Regions from separate parts of the Mus musculus genome. Here region 1 is linked to region 2. Evidence: chromatin loops called from intact Hi-C (ENCODE). Cell type or tissue: heart. All regions are shown on one strand. Each heading gives the region's core, and the rest is flanking DNA. Links, peaks and the distances in the headings are about the cores only. Region 1 holds the start of Dkc1 (dyskeratosis congenita 1, dyskerin). Region 2 overlaps Gab3 (growth factor receptor bound protein 2-associated protein 3).

Region 1 (8,344 bases), core at 88-8,087, 67 kb before region 2:
GCTACACAGAGAAACCCTGTCTGCAAAACCAAGAACACAATAAAGAGCAGAACCAGCAAGCATACAAGTGACCTGCCGCAGCGCTAGGAACAGGACAGTTGATTCAATATCCACATGCTTAGTGTCTCAAACTCTTAAAGAACCACCAGATTTTGGCAGAGAACAACAGAAACCAATTCACACTCGTGCTTTAAGATTTTTTCTAAAGAAATAGTTTCTAAGAGCCAAAATGTAGAAGTGAAACAAGAACAGAAACAAGTATAGCCCCCTACTCTCTCTTTTACAAACCTGCACTCTGTTGTGATTTCACCAAACGAGTGGCTCGTTCAATGCACACAATTAAACAACCAGTCACTTTGGGATCTAGTGTGCCACTGTGGCCAGTCTTCTCTACCCGAAGTATTCGTCGGATCCAGGCTACCACCTCATGGGAAGAGGGGTTAGAGGGCTTGTCAAGATTAATGAAACCGGTCCTAAAATAGAAGAAAAAAAGGTAATCACCTCCTGTTCTTGTCTAAAAAAAATAGCATGAAGACATAAAAAGAAAAGCAAATCACATATTTAGGTTATATATTCAGGACAAAGCTGTTCTAAGCTGCCACTACTACTCCCTTGAATAACAAATAAATTCAGTGAGAGCATCAGTTTCAAAAGACTTTAAGTTTGGACAGAGCATGCCTACCTGATATAGTCCCCAATCTCCCTCTTCAGAGGATTTGAACCACAAGGAAGAGGTGTATAGTGTGCTGTCCTTACATTTAGCTTATCAAAATTCTAGAAAGCAATAACATAAGTTTAATAACATATCAATAGAAGTAAAACAAGAGTCAGTAAATAACACCACCAACCACTGTAGCCCTTCAAGCCCATAAATGTATGTTGTTCCCATTATTAATGACACACTACTAAGCCTTCCTACATACTAGGGAAAACTGCAATACTAGTAACTCACGACACTTGAGAACAAACTTTGCAAGTTATCTTTTGACTTCTACACGTATGCCATGTGGAGCATGCACCCCCAACATCCCACCCACACACTGTAATCGATGAAATAAAAATTTATATTAAATTTATATTTTAAAATCTTCTTTGCTAGATGTCTTAACTTTATAGCTGGTATCCACTTTGTGAAAATTATAAATTTTAGTTCAATGGGTTACTCAATATCACTAATTAAATCCCTAAATAATAACCTATAATTTCTATGACATGCAACCGTAAACTAAGCATGCTTCATAGAATACCTCCTATAACTCCCTGCACATCATCCTAAGAGAAAATAATCATGAGCAATTAATAGATTCAGTGAGGTTAAAAGACTGGCCCATGGCTGGGGAGATGGCTCAACAGTTAAGAGTACTGACTGTTCTTCCAGAGGTCCCGAGTTCAATTCCCAGCAACCACATGGTGGCTCACAACCATCTGTAATGGGATCCAATGCCCTCCTCTTCTGGTGTGTCTGAAGACAGTTACAATATACTCACATAAAAGAAATAATTGTTAAAAAAAAAAGTGGCCTAGGATCACATATACTCTTATTTCAAAGGCGTCTGGCTTCAAAACCCCATGTTCTTAGGCACTGAAACAGTCTACAGGAGTTGATTTCAAAAGTGCAATTGTCTAAAACCTAACAGCAATTGACATTTTGGTGACATACTATATTCCATGCTACATCATTTAAAGTTTTCTAAATGTAAACTATGCTGGCAGTGAGCATTCCTTTTTTGAGACAGGGTCTCTTTATGTAAACTAGGCTTGCCTGGCCCACTGGAATAAAGAGCATGCAACACAACACCCCAGCAGTAAGCATTAACTAGAAATAATATGGAATTCAAGCATCCATCTGATACACAGAAAACATACCTTTAGTAACAAGGGCCACTGAGAAGTGTCTAATTGAGCCACTTTAGATTCTGGTTTGATAAGAAATTCTTCAGCATGTTGTATTTCCTTCAATAGAGCAGAAACATTTCTCAGCTTAATTTTGGAAGTGCATGCCTTTTAAACAAGAGGAAAGGAGGGGTGTGATTTCTGAAACCCAGGTCACTCAACTTTAGGAAGATCAAGTTGAATCCAAATATTTTAACAAAACCATGGGTCTGCTGATGGAGTAAGGCAGAGAAATTCAGGGTCAATAGCTCACCATTTAGCATGCCATGCATGTTAGAAAATTTCTCTGGGAGTTGTATGATTTCAGGTTTTTGCCCGTTCTACATAATGACCACTAAGTACTAGCATATTGATTGAGAATATTTAAAAGCACTTTCCCCCTTTAATGTGCTGTTTACTAAATTATCTCAATCAGTCGAAGCAAAGTAAATTTCTACTCACGGCAACATCATCTTCTTGTAATGGCTTCCGGTCTTTTTTCTTCTTATGCTTCTTTGGGAATGTAATTACTACAAGAAACAAACTCAATATTTGAAGATTTTGAAAACTAAAACCAAAGTTTAAAATTAACTCTAAAATCGGGACAAAGAAAACATTTTAAAGTCTGACATTACTGGAGAGAACTTACGTTTGTGAGGCCAAACACTAGGATGGCTTGGCTGGTAAATGACTCTAGCACGTGTTGGCTTCCCTTCGGGTTCTCCACGTGGCTGTGGCAAGGCCAAATATTACTTAGGGAAGCACTTGTCCACAGGCTGGAAAGTTTCACAAACGAACACTGCACTGTCCATAGGGGCTTGTGATCTCTTAAAGTTTTTCTTGTAGGTCTGAGTTACACTTGCTTCCAACTCCTCTGTTCCTTTCCTTCCTAACCCTTGCTCTGCACCTTTGCTACCCTCATTTCCATAATGTCCTGCCTAGTGCCAGCAGAAATGCTACCGCGTCTCCTTATCACGACACAGTCGCCTCCACGGCTGATGCCTTTGGGAGGGGACCCTGGTAGAATCTTTTGCACGAAGCCAGGATCTAATGAAGCCTAGTCACTGGTCACGAATGCGTGCATTCACAGGTAGAGCCAGAGCCGAGTGGTGAGACAGCCAAACTGCGAGCGGGAACACGGGGAACCGCGGGTCACGATGCAATCTCACTATAACTAGCTCCGGGTCGTGTAGGAGGCCCCACAGGTCTCATGGCACTGCCACCAGAACCTCTTACCTTCTGCATCCGCCATCTTGAACTGCACCGCGTGCGTCCCGCCCAAGCCGCCACAAACTAAGAACTGTAGACTCCTATGGTGTGAGACCCGTCCGGGCACGTCATTAGGACCCGCCCACCGTTGCACCGCCCCTAGCTTGCTGATATAAAAAAGGGACGTAGAGAAGAGGAGGAGGAGGAGGAGGACAGGACGGGGTACGGGGGCAGGAATCTCTACGAACCCGCGGACTGTCTACTCAATCCCATTGGCTGATTCGGCCACGGAGGTGTGACCGCACATGCGCCTGGAAGCTCCCCCTCACTCCTCCCCACCCCAACCCCACACTGCCAACCCTTGGCAGAGCGCCTTGGAACCTTGGCCAGGCTTCTGCAGTAACAGACTACAGCGGGTGGGCTGTACTGTACCCTCCTCCAGTCTAGCTTCAGCTTCAGCACTTGGACATCCTTCTTAGCGCGCTATAAATAGCTGGTTTTAACTCAAACAGACATTTTTTTGCTTGCTATCATGTCAGTTTCAATTGAAAAAGACATTGAGGTACACAGTGTCAAAGTGAAAGCTGTTTACTCCTTGAAATTCCTATTAAGTTATGGCTGTATTGGCCAATAGGAATTGAGTGCAAGCCTCGTGTAAACTTTTAAATTTTCTAGCAGCTACATCAAACTAAAAAGGTTGAAAGTGATTCTGGTAGTTAATTTTACATAACCCTGCGGATCTGGCATGTTATTTTAATACGGAAGCAATATGCAGCAGTGTGTAATGTTTTGCTTTTTTCTGTATGAAGTTTTTTTCCAGTGTGTTTCACACTTAACCTGTACACTTAAGTTCGAATTCCACAGCCTGGACATCAAGTGCAGAGCTCTAGTGGCTGAGATAATGTAACAGCCAGAAAGTAACAGCTCTAGGATTGAGCCCTGACTTTTGTCGGGTAGAGTCTTCTGGCTGTTAATCCGAGCTACTGCCTTTGAGATAAGATCTCTGGAATATCCTCCTTCACCCTGTTTCCTATTCTACCTCTGTAGATTCTTTTGGCTTTCTGGATTCATAACCCATATCTAGTGAATTTGATAGATCATTAGTTATCTTCATTGTAGATGGAATCATTTGCCAATAGTTTTCCAGTTAGTTGTTGCTGACAAAAAAAAAAAAAATAGTATTCTTTTTCTTCTGATCTACAATGCTAAAATCAGATTTTTTCAGTTTTTTTTTCTGTTTTTTTTTTCTTTTTTACTATGACTTACAATGGGTTTTTATGTCTTTATGGAATTCATTTTGCTAATAGTGGTAATGATCAGAATTGACTATTAACAGATAAGACCCTTAGAATTAAATGTTATTTTATAATGCTCCAGTGATAATTAATAGGGTGAGTAAATCTGAAGTACTCATTTGCCATTTGTCCAGTGCCTTCATCTTTGTCCTGTATCTCTATGCTCAAATCTTTTTGGAGAGATTTTGCTTTCGGAGAGTTCCAGAACCCGTGGATTTTTCTTCACTCTTACTTCTCTAACCATCATTATAATGTCTCTATTTCTCCAGTAGCTTCCTGAAGTCCCAACTTTTTCTACTTTCCCTAGATTGTCTTAATAAGCAGCCTGAAAGTATCATTAAACTTAGGTCCTGTTTATGCTTAAAATACTTTTTAAGGGTTGATGATAAGGTTCAACAGTGAAGTGTGAGTGAGTGAGTGAGTGAGTGAGTGAGTGAGTGATGGATGAGAGCAAAGAAAGAAAAGTTCATTCCCCTCAGACAGATTTTCTTAAGCCAAGAGTTAACCTCTGCTTTGCCCCAGGACACAATTTAAAAACCTAGAAGCTGCAGGAGAAAAAAAAATGTGTTTGAAAACAATCTTAAGAGTTTGTAAATGTGTGTCTCTGCACAGGAAAACAAAAAATCCAGTCTCTTCTCAAAGATTAGGGATTTAAGTCTCTGAAGTTTCCCTCTCCTAATTTAGGGTTGGTCAGTTTGAAGAAAGATAGAGTGGTTGATTAGCCTACTGTTTTGTAGCAAGCCCTGAACCAGCCTTGAATTTGTTGAGCTAGTTCACCAGCAGGGTCTCACAGGTGGAAGACAAAGGCTTACAGGGCTTTTGTTTTATACTGCTAGGCCTTTGTCTCAAATCAGGAGTGTGAGGAAGAAAACAAGCCATCTTGGAAATTTAACACTTTTGTTGCTAGTCATGGACCCTCATCCTATCTGTGTGCCAAGAAAAGTATCTTAACACCTGATGCTCTCTAGTTTCATCAATTTTCCTGCTAATGGCTCAATTCCATTTCATCCTTCCTTAAGGCTGAATAAAATTCTACTATATATATATATATATATATATATACATATATATATATAATCCCATATATATGGGATTAAAGGCATGTGTCACCACTGCCCAGCAATAAGCATTGATTTAAGAAAGTGTTTTAGCCTAGTTTAGTGATGAATGCCTTTAATCCAAAAGGCAGGCAGAGCTTGAGTTCAAGGCCAGACTGGTCTATAGAGCTAGTTCCAGGACAGCCAGGACTACATACAAAAATCCTGATTTGAGCGGGGCGTGGTGGCACACCCCTTTAATCCCAGCACTCGGGAGGCAGAGGCAGGCGGATTTCTGAGTTCAAGGCCAGCCTGGTCTACAAAGTGAGTTCCAGGACAGCCAGGGCTATACAGAGAAACCCTTTCTCGAAAAAAAACAAAAACCAAACAAACAAAAAAACCCAAAACCAAAAACAACAACAACAAAAAACAAACAAAAAAAGAAAACAAAACAAACTAAAACAAAAAGTATGTGTTTTGTTAGTATATTGTACTGGCTAGTACATTGTTTTATGTGTCAACTTGACACAAGCTGGAATTATCACAGAGAAAGGAGCCTCCCTTGAGGAAATGCCTCCATGAGATCCTGCTGTAAGGCATTTTCTCAATTAGTGATCAAGGGTGGGAGGACCAATTGTGGGTGGTGCCATCCCTGGGTTAGTAGTCTTTGGTTCTATAAGAAAGCAAGCTGAGCAGGCCAGTAACATCCCTCCATGGTTTCTGCATCAGCTCCTGCTTCCTGCCCTGCTTGAGTTCCAGTCCTGACTTCCTTTGGTGATGAACAGCAACATGGAAGTGTAAGCTGAATAAACCCTTTCCTCCCCAACTTGCTTTTTGGTCATGATGTCTGTGCAGGAATAGAAACTCTGACTAAGACATATATACTTTTAGATTTTGATTCCAGACTATATTTCTATACACTATTTTCACCACAATCTGGCCAGTTTCCAAAACAATATTCCCACAGTTATTTGAGAAATCATCACTGAACTTGGATGACTCCTTCTGGTACTAAATCATTTACTAGCTAGAGATGTTATCATGTATCATCACTTACTGATGCGGCAATTTCTTTTTGCTGTTAGACAAACTTCGCAGAATGCATTTACACAAGTCTACACCTAGGAAGTATAGGTTAGTTACTGTGTGGTCTCCTGATACAATCATAATATGAATAAAGTTTATAGTAAGCTTTTAATAATGTTAAAAGTGTAGTACACTTGGGAGGCAGAGGCAGGTGGATTTATGAGTTCGAGGCCAGCCTGGTCTACAGAATGAGTTCCAGGACAGCCAGGGCTACACAGAGAAACCCTGTCTCCAGAAAAAAAAAAAGAAAGAAAGAAAAAGAAAAGAAAAGAAAAAGTGTAGTACAATAAAAACATGATCCAAAAAAACCCCAAAACAAACAAGCAAACAAACAACAACAAAATACCAAACAAACAAACCAGCAAGCTGGGCAGTGGTGGTGCACACCTTTAATCCCAGCACTTGGGAGGCAGAGGCAGGTGGATTTCTGAGTTTGAGGCTAGCCTGGTCTACAGAGTGAGTTCCAAGACAGCCAGGGACAGACAGAAAAACCATCTCAACAAAACAAAACAAAACACCCAAACAAAAACAACAACAAAAAGAAACAAAACAAACAAACAAACAAACAAACGGGGGCTGGAGAGGTGGCTCAGCAGTTAAGAACATTGATTGCTCTTCCAGAGGACCTTATTTCAATTCCCAGCAACCACATGATGGCTCACAACCATCTGTAGTGGGACTCAATTCCGGTGTGTCTAAAGACAGGGACACTATACTTATATTTATAAAATAAATGAATCTTTAAAATTTATAAAAATTATAAAAAACAAGTAAAATGTAAAGCTATGGTCAGGTGTGGCAGCACAACCCTTTAATCCCAACACTTGGTAGGCAGAGACAGATGGATCTCTATGTGTTCAAATCCAACATGGTCTACAATGAGAGTTCCAGGACAACCAGGGGCTACATAGAGAAAGCTTCTCTCAAAAAAAAAAAATCACAAAACAAAACAAAACAAACAAAATCCCCAAAAACAAACAAATAGACTAATAATAAACTGGACTTGATTAAAATTTAAGCCTTTTGCTCTACAAAACACATTGTTAAGAGTACAATAAAATATGCTACAGACTGGGAGAAATATTTTCAAATTATGTACTCTGACAAAAGACTGTGAAGGGAGCCAGGCAATGGTGCGTCATGCCTATTTCTGACATGTGGGAGGCTGAGACAGGAAAATTGACATGAGTTCAAGGCTAGTATGGGCTACGTAGTGAATATCAGGCCAGCCTAGGATACAAGTAAGGATTTATTGGATCATGGTTCTTTGTTTTGTTTTGGTTTGGTTTGGTTTGGTTTTTCGAGACAGGGTTTCTCTGTGTAGCCCTGGCTGTCCTGGAACTCACTCTGTAGACCAGGCTGGCCTCAAACTCAGAATGAACTTTTTTTTTTAATTTTTAATTTTTAAAGATTTATTTATTTTACATGTCTTAGGGTTTTACTGATGTGAACAGATACCATGACCAAGGCAACGCTTATAAGGACAACATATATTTGGGGATGGTTTACAGATTCAGAGGTTCAGTCCAATATCATCAAGGTGGGAGTATGGCAGCATTCAGGCAGGCTTGGTGCAGGAGGAGCTGAGAGTTCTACATCTTCGTCTGAAGGCTGCTAGCAGAATACTGACTTCCAGGCAGCTAGGATGAGGGTCTTAAAGCTCACGCCCCAGTGACACACCCACTCCAATAAGGCCACACCCTCTAATAGTGCCACTCCCTGGGTCGAGCATATATAAACTATCACAATACATATGTGTTTTTGTGTACCACATGACTGCTCAATGCTGTCAAAAAATCAGAAGAGTGCATCAGCTCCCTTGCAACTAAAGATACAGATGATTGG
Region 2 (8,344 bases), core at 235-8,234:
TGCCCAGTCACTTAGGTTATAGTTGATTTCAGATGTAGTCAGTTTGACAACTAAGATTAGTCACCACAGAGCCCAATTATACCATATTCTGACAGAATAGGGGATTTTGAATCTGGTTTCTTTTAGCTTCTTTGTTTAGTAGACAGAAATTGTATCCCTAATCTTGGCACATACTTCAACATTTAAATAACTCTTTTGCTCTTTTTACCATCTACCAAGGAAGTATCCACATTATAACACCAGGTATCAGTGGAGAGTCAGGGTTACATCTCTAAGGCAAACATGCGTGTGTGCTTCCATTTCTTTTCATGAGCCAGTGAAGCTTATTTATGTAGTAACATTGTTGAGCTTTGAAAGCACGCAAAGAAAAGGAAATGAACAGCAAATGCTTTATCTTTGTTACAACAGATAGAACTTGCAAAGTAGCAGTATATCCATCATGCCTAGAGCCTGATGTCAAGCAAACCCAACAAACCTCCTTGATCATCTTTTCCAGTGGTATTTGTTGCTGACTCTTCACTACCCTAATTCTTACATTTAGCCAAACTTTTACACATATATTTTTCATACATCCTGTTATAATTCACTTCCTTTTTCATTTCTCATCTAGCAGTTGTACACACACACACACACACACACACACACACACACACACACACACACACCAGAGGTCCAAAAGGTACTAGAATAAAGCCTCAGGAAGAAACCAAACTTCCCCACAACTCTTTTTATTCCCTCAGTTTTTAGGAGAATATAAAGACCAAGTCTTTTTTTTTTTTTCATCTAAAATTCATGTTATAAAGGTTTTCTTGCAGTTTTCCACATGCACCACCCTCTTTTTTGCAAGGGATCGATTTCAAAATTCCAAGTAGATGCCTGAAGCCTCAAATAATATCAAAGTCTACTTTTGATGGTATATCATTTTCTCTACATACAGACACACAAATTTAATGCGTTTCCATCTTACATAAGTATTTATCATACGCTATGACAGTCATCAGAAACTTTTGTAGTTTGAAGTGGGACAGCATGATTAGTACATATTTCTTTTTCTTTCACAATTTCATGAATAGAAGACTGATTCTTTTTTTTAAATTGGATATTTTCTTTACTTTTCAAATGTTATCCCCTTTCCTGCTTTCCCCTCTGCAAATTCCCTATTCCATCCCCCCTTACCCTGCTTCTATGAGGGTGCTTCCCACCCATCTACCCACTCCTGCCTCACCACCCTAGCAGAAGGCTCATTCTTATGCTAATCTTGCAACCTTAGTATAAGATTTTTTCTTATTAGGTGAAAATATGTCACCTGTTTGTACTAACAGAAGCACTTCATGACTTTTATTTTACATAATCCAATTTCTGGGATTACTACTCTTACATATTGAGGCTATTTTTTTTAATTTATTTTTTATTAGGTATTTTCCTCATTTACATTTTCAATGCTATCCCAAAAGTCCCCCATACCCATCCCCCCAATCCCCTACCCACCCACTCCCCCTTTTTGGCCCTGGGGTTCCCCTGTACTGGGGCATATAAAGTTTGCAAGTCCAATGGGCCTCTCTTTGCAGTGATGGCTGACTAGGCCATCTTTTGGTACATATGCAGCTAGAGACAAGAGCTCCGGGGTACTGGTTAGTTCATATTGTTGTTCCACCTATAGGGTTGCAGTTCCCTTTAGCTCCTTGGGTAATTTCTCTAGCTCCTCCATTGGGGGCCGTGTGATCCATCCAATAGCTGACTGTGAGCATCCACTTCTGTGTTTGCTAGGCCCAGGCATAGTCTCACAAGAGACAGCTATATCTGGGTCCTTTCAGCAAAATCTTGCTAGTGTATGCAATGGTGTCAGCGTTTGGAAGCTGATTATGGGGTGGATCCCTGCATATGGCAATCACTAGATGGTCCATCCTTTCGTCACAGCTCCAAATTTTGTCTCTGTAACTCCTTCCATGGGTGTTTTGTTCCCATTTCTAAGAAGGGGCAAAGTGTCCACACTTTGGTCTTCATTCTTAAATTTCATGCGTTTAGCAAATTGTATCTTATTATTAAGCAAAAAAAAGTTACTAAAAAATTACTGTGGTGCTGTGACAATTAACTTGCTAACAAAGAGAGCTGCTAAATGACTGATGGACATATAGTGTAGAATGTGGATATGCTGGACAAAGAAAAGATTAAAATACCAGGCATAGTAGATGGCACAAAAGTTTATCAAACTATAAATAATACCTTACAATTTAAAACTTATGACTTCCAGGGATAGAGAGAAGGCTCAGTGGTGAAGAGTGCAAACTGCTCTGGCAGAGAACCTGTTTTTGGTTTCCATCACCCACATTAGGCAACTCATAACTTCCTGTAACTCCAGATCCAAGGAACCCAAAGCCCTTTTCTGATCTTCACAGTCACTGTGTGTATATACCCACACTCATATAACTATGTACACACACACACACACACACACACACACACACACACACACACAGAGAGAGAGAGAGAGAGAGAGAGAGAGACTAAAAATCTTTTTAAAAACATGCTACTTCCTTATTTCTGAAATTTGCCATTTCATATTTTTAGACCACGGTTGATTTCAGGTAAACAAAATCACAGAAAGGGAAAGTACAATAAGAGGGAACAGCTGTACAGTATTTGCTTCTGTCTCTGACAGCTACAGACCAGTGAACATTGTATCTTCCCTATGAATTTGTCTTATCCCATATTGGCTCTGTGGTAGATGTGCTATTGTCATCTCTATGTTATATACAGGGGACACGTGAAGAAAACAGATGTTTAGTAGAACCCAGACATGACTTCAGGAAGTTCAGGGTCACTTTGACTTAGGAACCCAGCATTGAAAACTGTGGTCAGGATGTAATATCTGAGAGAAGGTTTTTTTTTTTTAAAAATGACACACATACAAAGAAAAAAATAAAAGCAAGCTTTTTATGATCTGGAGTTCCCATTAGTTCTTAATCCTCATTAATTTTTGATCCCTGTTCTTAGACTTTGGTCAGATTAGTTTTCCTGAGAAACAGAGAGTTACTTGGCCATCAAAACACACTGTTATTTTCTTTCTCCTTATATATATAACAATTATCAACATCATTGTATTTATCTGTTCCTTATGTGACTCCTCTGGGATAGTGTAAACTCAAGTAAAGACAGGGTCTTTGTTTCAGCTACATCATCAGAGTTAGAAAGATTCCAGTCACATATATAGATGCACTAATAGAATTTCCACATAAAAATGAATATACACACAATTTATGCATATGCAATATGCTTTTTGATGCAGTGCCAAAAAAAACAAAAAAAAAAAAAACAAAAACAAAGGGGAACAGATTTATTTTGACTGATTGTTTCTGTCTATGATTGCTTGGCTCCTTTGTTTATAGGCCTATTGCTGTTAGCCTATTGTGAGGCACACGGTCATAGCTGCAAAAATATGTGCTCATCACAGTTGCTCACTTCATAGTAGCCAGAAGCAAGGAGAATGCATGCCTATACTTGTGGGCTTCTTTGTTCTCTTTTTCCTTCATCCAAGGTCCTAGTTCATTGGATGATGTACACACTTCTCTTCCCTTAATCATCTGTGAAAATTCCTATCCTCACAGAACTGTGCTTGAATAACTTTTAAGTCATTTTTCAGTTCAGCCAAGTTGATAAAATTAATCATCTTTGTCCATCTGATACCTTATTAAATTCCCTTAAATTATACTTAAACTCCAAATAGAGACAGCAACATGATTGTAATTCTACCTAACATGCTATAACTATCCTATACACAACTAAACATGCAAATTCTTTCCCCAAAGAATCAACAAATTCAGGGTTACTCAAAAATCCAAGTACAAAATCTTATCTGGAGACTAGAAGCAATCTCTTGTTTGTGAGACCCTATTAAAAAAATCAAACAATTTACATACTCCCAACATAAAATGGCACAGACTAAACATTCCAATTTCAAAATTCAGGGATGGAGGCATAAGAAAGAAGGGGTGGGACCCAAGAAAAGCCAAGACCCAGCAGGACAAGTTTTAAATCCTATAATTTCATGTCCTTTAGTTGGAGCATAGAGCACCATAATGTGAGCTCCTCAGGGTTTGGAGAGCCGTGTTCCTCCAACCTTGTTAGCTACTACAGCTCATATGGTTTACTCCCTAGGTTAGCTCCACTTGCTCCCAGTGCCTTTCTTTAGAAGACATTTTGTGGTCAGGCAATGGTGGAGCACACCTTTAATCCCAGCACTCAGGAAGCAGAGGCAGGTAAATCTCTGTGAGTTTGAGGCCAGCCTGGTCTACAAAGTGAGTTCCAGGACATCCAAAGGTAGACAAATAAATCCTATCTCAAAACAAAACAAAACAAAACAAAACAAAACAAAGCAAGTAAAGATGGTCCACATTCTTCACATTCTCCCTCCTATCTTGAGCTTCATTCACACAGCTTTATATAGTGCCCTCTCATGGACTCCTCTCAAATCATCTGATCCTAGCACACGTTGTCTGGTTGTTTCCTTTGCAATCTAGAAGGACAGCCCCAAGATTCCAAGACTCTTAGATTCAGTATCCTTGTAAAACCAGCATCTTGTGATAATGCTAGTGTCTACCACCAGTTCATGGTGGTAGCTAGTCCTTCTTGAAACATGACTGCAGCAACGTCCAAATATCTGTGTTACTAAACTTGGGTAGCTTTGTGTAAGCAAGGCATCCTATGATTAGGGTATCATGATATCACCCTCTTCTCAAAGGAGAGTCTTTCAAATGGGTTTATACTTTAACACTTTATTCTTGTAATGGCTAGGGTCATGCTGACTCTCCATGTATCATCAACACAGCTTTCCTAATTTTGGGCGCAAAGTGCTTCACATTATTAGTATTGTTGTCATTGGTACACATTTAGAGATTTGGCCCAGAGCCTTGATTTTAGTAGGCATGCACCCCATCACTGTGCTTCATACCCAGTCCATTTAACTTCTTTTTAAAAAGATTTATTTATTTATTTATTTATTTATTTATTTATTCATTTATTTTTTGCTGGAAGTTGAACTCAGGACCTCTGGAAGAGCAGTCAGGACCTCTTAACTGCTGAGCCATCTTTCCATTCCCATTTAACTTCTTTTTCATGGTACTAATCTTTTTAGAAATCATGACTTCTTTTTTGTTTGTTTTGTTTTTTGTTTTGTTTTTCAAGACAGAGTTTCTGTAACAGCCCTATCTGTTCTGGAACTTGATCTGTAGACCCAGGCAGGCCTTAAACTCATAGATCTGCCTGATTCTGCCTCCCAAGTGCTGGGATTAAAGGTATGTGTTGTTGCTGCCACCACCACCCAGAAATCATGACTTCAAAACTTTCTACCACCTCCAAATAATGCCACCAAATTATAAATTCCTTAGTAGATTAATCCATTCTTAGTGAGAGTTAACATGATCCACTCAATGATTCAATTCATTAGTCAGTGTCAAAGCCTTCCCCATATGATCCTTGGAGAGGGGGTACATCATATCCAAATCATAATATTTATATGCATGAATGCATATGTAAGTATATATAGACTTGTTATGCATAAATATGATGCCCACATATATGTATGTTTGTTGAGTAAATAAACAATACAAAGCTGCTGATGAGAACTGTTAAGCTATTGAACTGTAGTTTTTCAGCCAAGAATGCTTGGGGGGGGGTTGTTGTTATTGTTGTTTTGTGTGTGTGTGTGTGTGTGTGTGTGTGTGTGTGTGTGTGTATGTGTGTGTTGACTTTTAATTGATTCAACACTCCACCCTTGGAACATTGGTCTCCTTTTTCAGACACTGTTTATAGCTTAAGGAAGTGGTTACCTCCACTCATACAAACACCAGCTGTGATTCGCATCTCCTACTTGGGTTTTGGATGCTATTTGAAAAACTTTGAATGTTATAGCCATTCATTAAACACTTACCTGGGAAATGATTTTTCCTGCAGATTCCATGGAGAGTCTCTCTCACATGCCCTCCTCCTTCCAGCCATCTCCTGCCAGTTCACTTCATACTGTCCATGTTGCCAACTCTGCCTTACTAAAAGATGACCGAAACACTAATAGTGTAGTCACTGAGGAAACCAGACGTGAGTCAGAGTTTCTGTTCCTTCCTGATTATCTGATCCTGTCCAACTGTGAGACTGGAAGACTACACCATGCCAGGTATGCTTACTTTTGAGACTCAACTGGGCCTTCCAGCATGTTCTACTCTGTTCACAGAGCCGACATTCCCTTTTGCAAAGTCTTTGAGATGTGCTTGAAGCACATAGCCAAATACACCTGTTTAGCAAAAATAATTTCTAGTAGATGGGTCTAGTATTATCTCTTTCTTACTATTGCCAAGGACAAGGGCAGATGATTATCAATATCACTATTAAAGATGAAGTAGTATGCTAAATAAAATGAGTTATGGGTTTCAACATTGTGGCTTTCATTTCTTTCTTTTTTTAAAACAGTCTTTTTGTTTGTTTGTTTTAAGATTTATTTATTTTATGTATGTGAGTACACTGTAGCTGTCTTCAGACACACCAGAAGAGGGCATAAGATCCCATTACAGATGGTTGTGAGCCACCATATGGTTGCTGGGAATTGAACTCAGGACACCTGGAAGAGCAGAGCAGTCAGTGCTCTTAACCACTGAGCCATCCCTCCAGCCCATGGCTTTCATTTCTAACCTTGCAATTTTCATACTCATCTTGTGCTATATAGGATGAAAAAGACCTAGCAGACTTTTTGTCTGCACTAAGGAGTTGGTATAACTGTGGGTTGTAGAAAAAATAAGTCTCTACAAGTAGAACAAAAGGTGGCATATGACAACTTTTTAATAGGTACATGTGACTTTTATGTGTGGATGTCTACATAGCAATCAAATTTATTTGTTTTTTTTTCCTTCAGTCTTCCCACCAGATGTGATAGCTGGTCAAATTCAAACCACTCATTGGCACAGACTTCATTTGATGATGTTTTTCTTGATGGTCTACAGCCATTTATCTCTAATAATTTGGTCCATCCCTTGCACCATGGGAAAGTATCTCAGGATTTTCCTTCCATACGGCCCCAGGCTTCTTTAATCTGGAATAGAGAAATCAATGGCCCATCTAGGAACCTCATGTCTTCTTCACCATTGTTGGAATCTTCCTTAAACCCCACAGTTCATGTAGAAGAAAAGCAAGTTTCCTTACCCAGTGGGGTAAAAGAACTAAACATTATGTCTAACACTCCACCTCCTCGTCCCCCTAAGCCAAGTTATCTCTCTGAACAACGCCAAGATCAGCCCTTGTTGACTGGGCACAGCAGTAACAAGAAGCCAGGGTATACTATGGTACCAAGAAGAATCTCTCTCTCTGGGTTAGACCATGTGGGGTCCTGGAAAGGTAAGTGATGGGTGCTAAGGCAAAGAATTATGGGCAAAAACTATCCTTTACAACTCCTTATCACACATTGTGTCCACTAGTAACATTCTTTGTTGAAACCAGTCCAGTCTCCTAAAGAGGCTGACTGTATGGTGAGAGCACACAAAACTCTCCTGTTCCTAGGTACCTACATTTTCCTTTTGAGCCTAACCACCAGGAAAGATTCATAGATTGCTACAAATACTGTAAAGGCCTGGAGACCCTGTCTATTGTTAGTCCTTGCCCAGGTTGGAATCTGCTCATCAGAGACTGAGCTACTGACTTTTGTTTGGTGTCACCTGAGGGCCTACTTTAGCATGTATGTAGAAGGTCATATGGTTTTGCTTCAAATTGATCCCATTTTCTTCTCTGCCTTTCACCTGCATAATGATCCTGGAGATTATAGCTCATCCCATTTCTTATCAATTTTGTTAGTTTCATTGGGCATCTCAATTCACACATTCTTTTTAGATCCTGATTGGCTATATATAATTCTTACCTAGTCTCATTAATTTTGTCTACTGACATACTCTCCAATGTGAATGACTTGCAGTTTTGCATATAGTGCCATTGTCTACCACTCTTCCATTCCAGTTCTCTGACGCTTTCAAAGGCTGCTTGACAAGTATCCTCACTGACTTTTTTTTTACTTTATTTTTTTAATCAGGTATTTTTTCATTTACATTTCCAATGCTATCCCAAAACTCCCCCAGACCCTCTGCCCCCACTCCCCTACCCACCCACTCCCACTTCTTGGCCCTGGCATTCCCCCATACTGGGGCATATAAAGTTTACAAGACCAAGGGGCCTCTCTTTTCAATGATGGCCGACTAGGCCATCTTCTGATACATATGCAGCTAGAGACACGAGCTCAGGGGATACTGGTTAGTTCATATTGTTGTTCCACCTATAGGGTTGCAGACCCCTTTAGCTCCTTGGGTACTTTCTC

The links. Hi-C counts contacts between places; a loop is a spot of excess contacts. Peaks named below come from ENCODE experiments on the same cell type or tissue, not always from the same donor. Only the 100,000 strongest peaks of a DNase experiment are listed, where the experiment ranks them.
Region 1: it touches region 2 in a loop (2.2-fold over the local background); 2 of 42 quality-filtered maps call a loop at or near these places.

Annotation. Positions count from the first base shown.
Region 1 is chrX:75,090,892-75,099,235 of GRCm38, reverse strand. It overlaps Dkc1 (dyskeratosis congenita 1, dyskerin), which reads right to left and starts at 3,382. Exons shown (of 15, transcript NM_001030307.2): 1 at 3,109-3,382; 2 at 2,335-2,402; 3 at 1,867-1,953; 4 at 683-774; 5 at 289-473. The coding sequence starts at 3,124. In heart, for the core only: no CTCF peak of the experiment used is centred there; a DNase peak (open chromatin) is centred at 3,375; H3K4me3 peaks cover 2,814 bases; H3K27ac peaks cover 1,334 bases.
Region 2 is chrX:75,023,811-75,032,154 of GRCm38, reverse strand. It overlaps Gab3 (growth factor receptor bound protein 2-associated protein 3), which reads left to right. Exons shown (of 10, transcript NM_181584.4): 3 at 5,950-6,166; 4 at 6,899-7,377. Among named protein-coding and RNA genes, the nearest start is that of Gm25629, 30 kb to the right of the region's middle. In heart, for the core only: no CTCF peak of the experiment used is centred there; no DNase peak of the experiment used is centred there.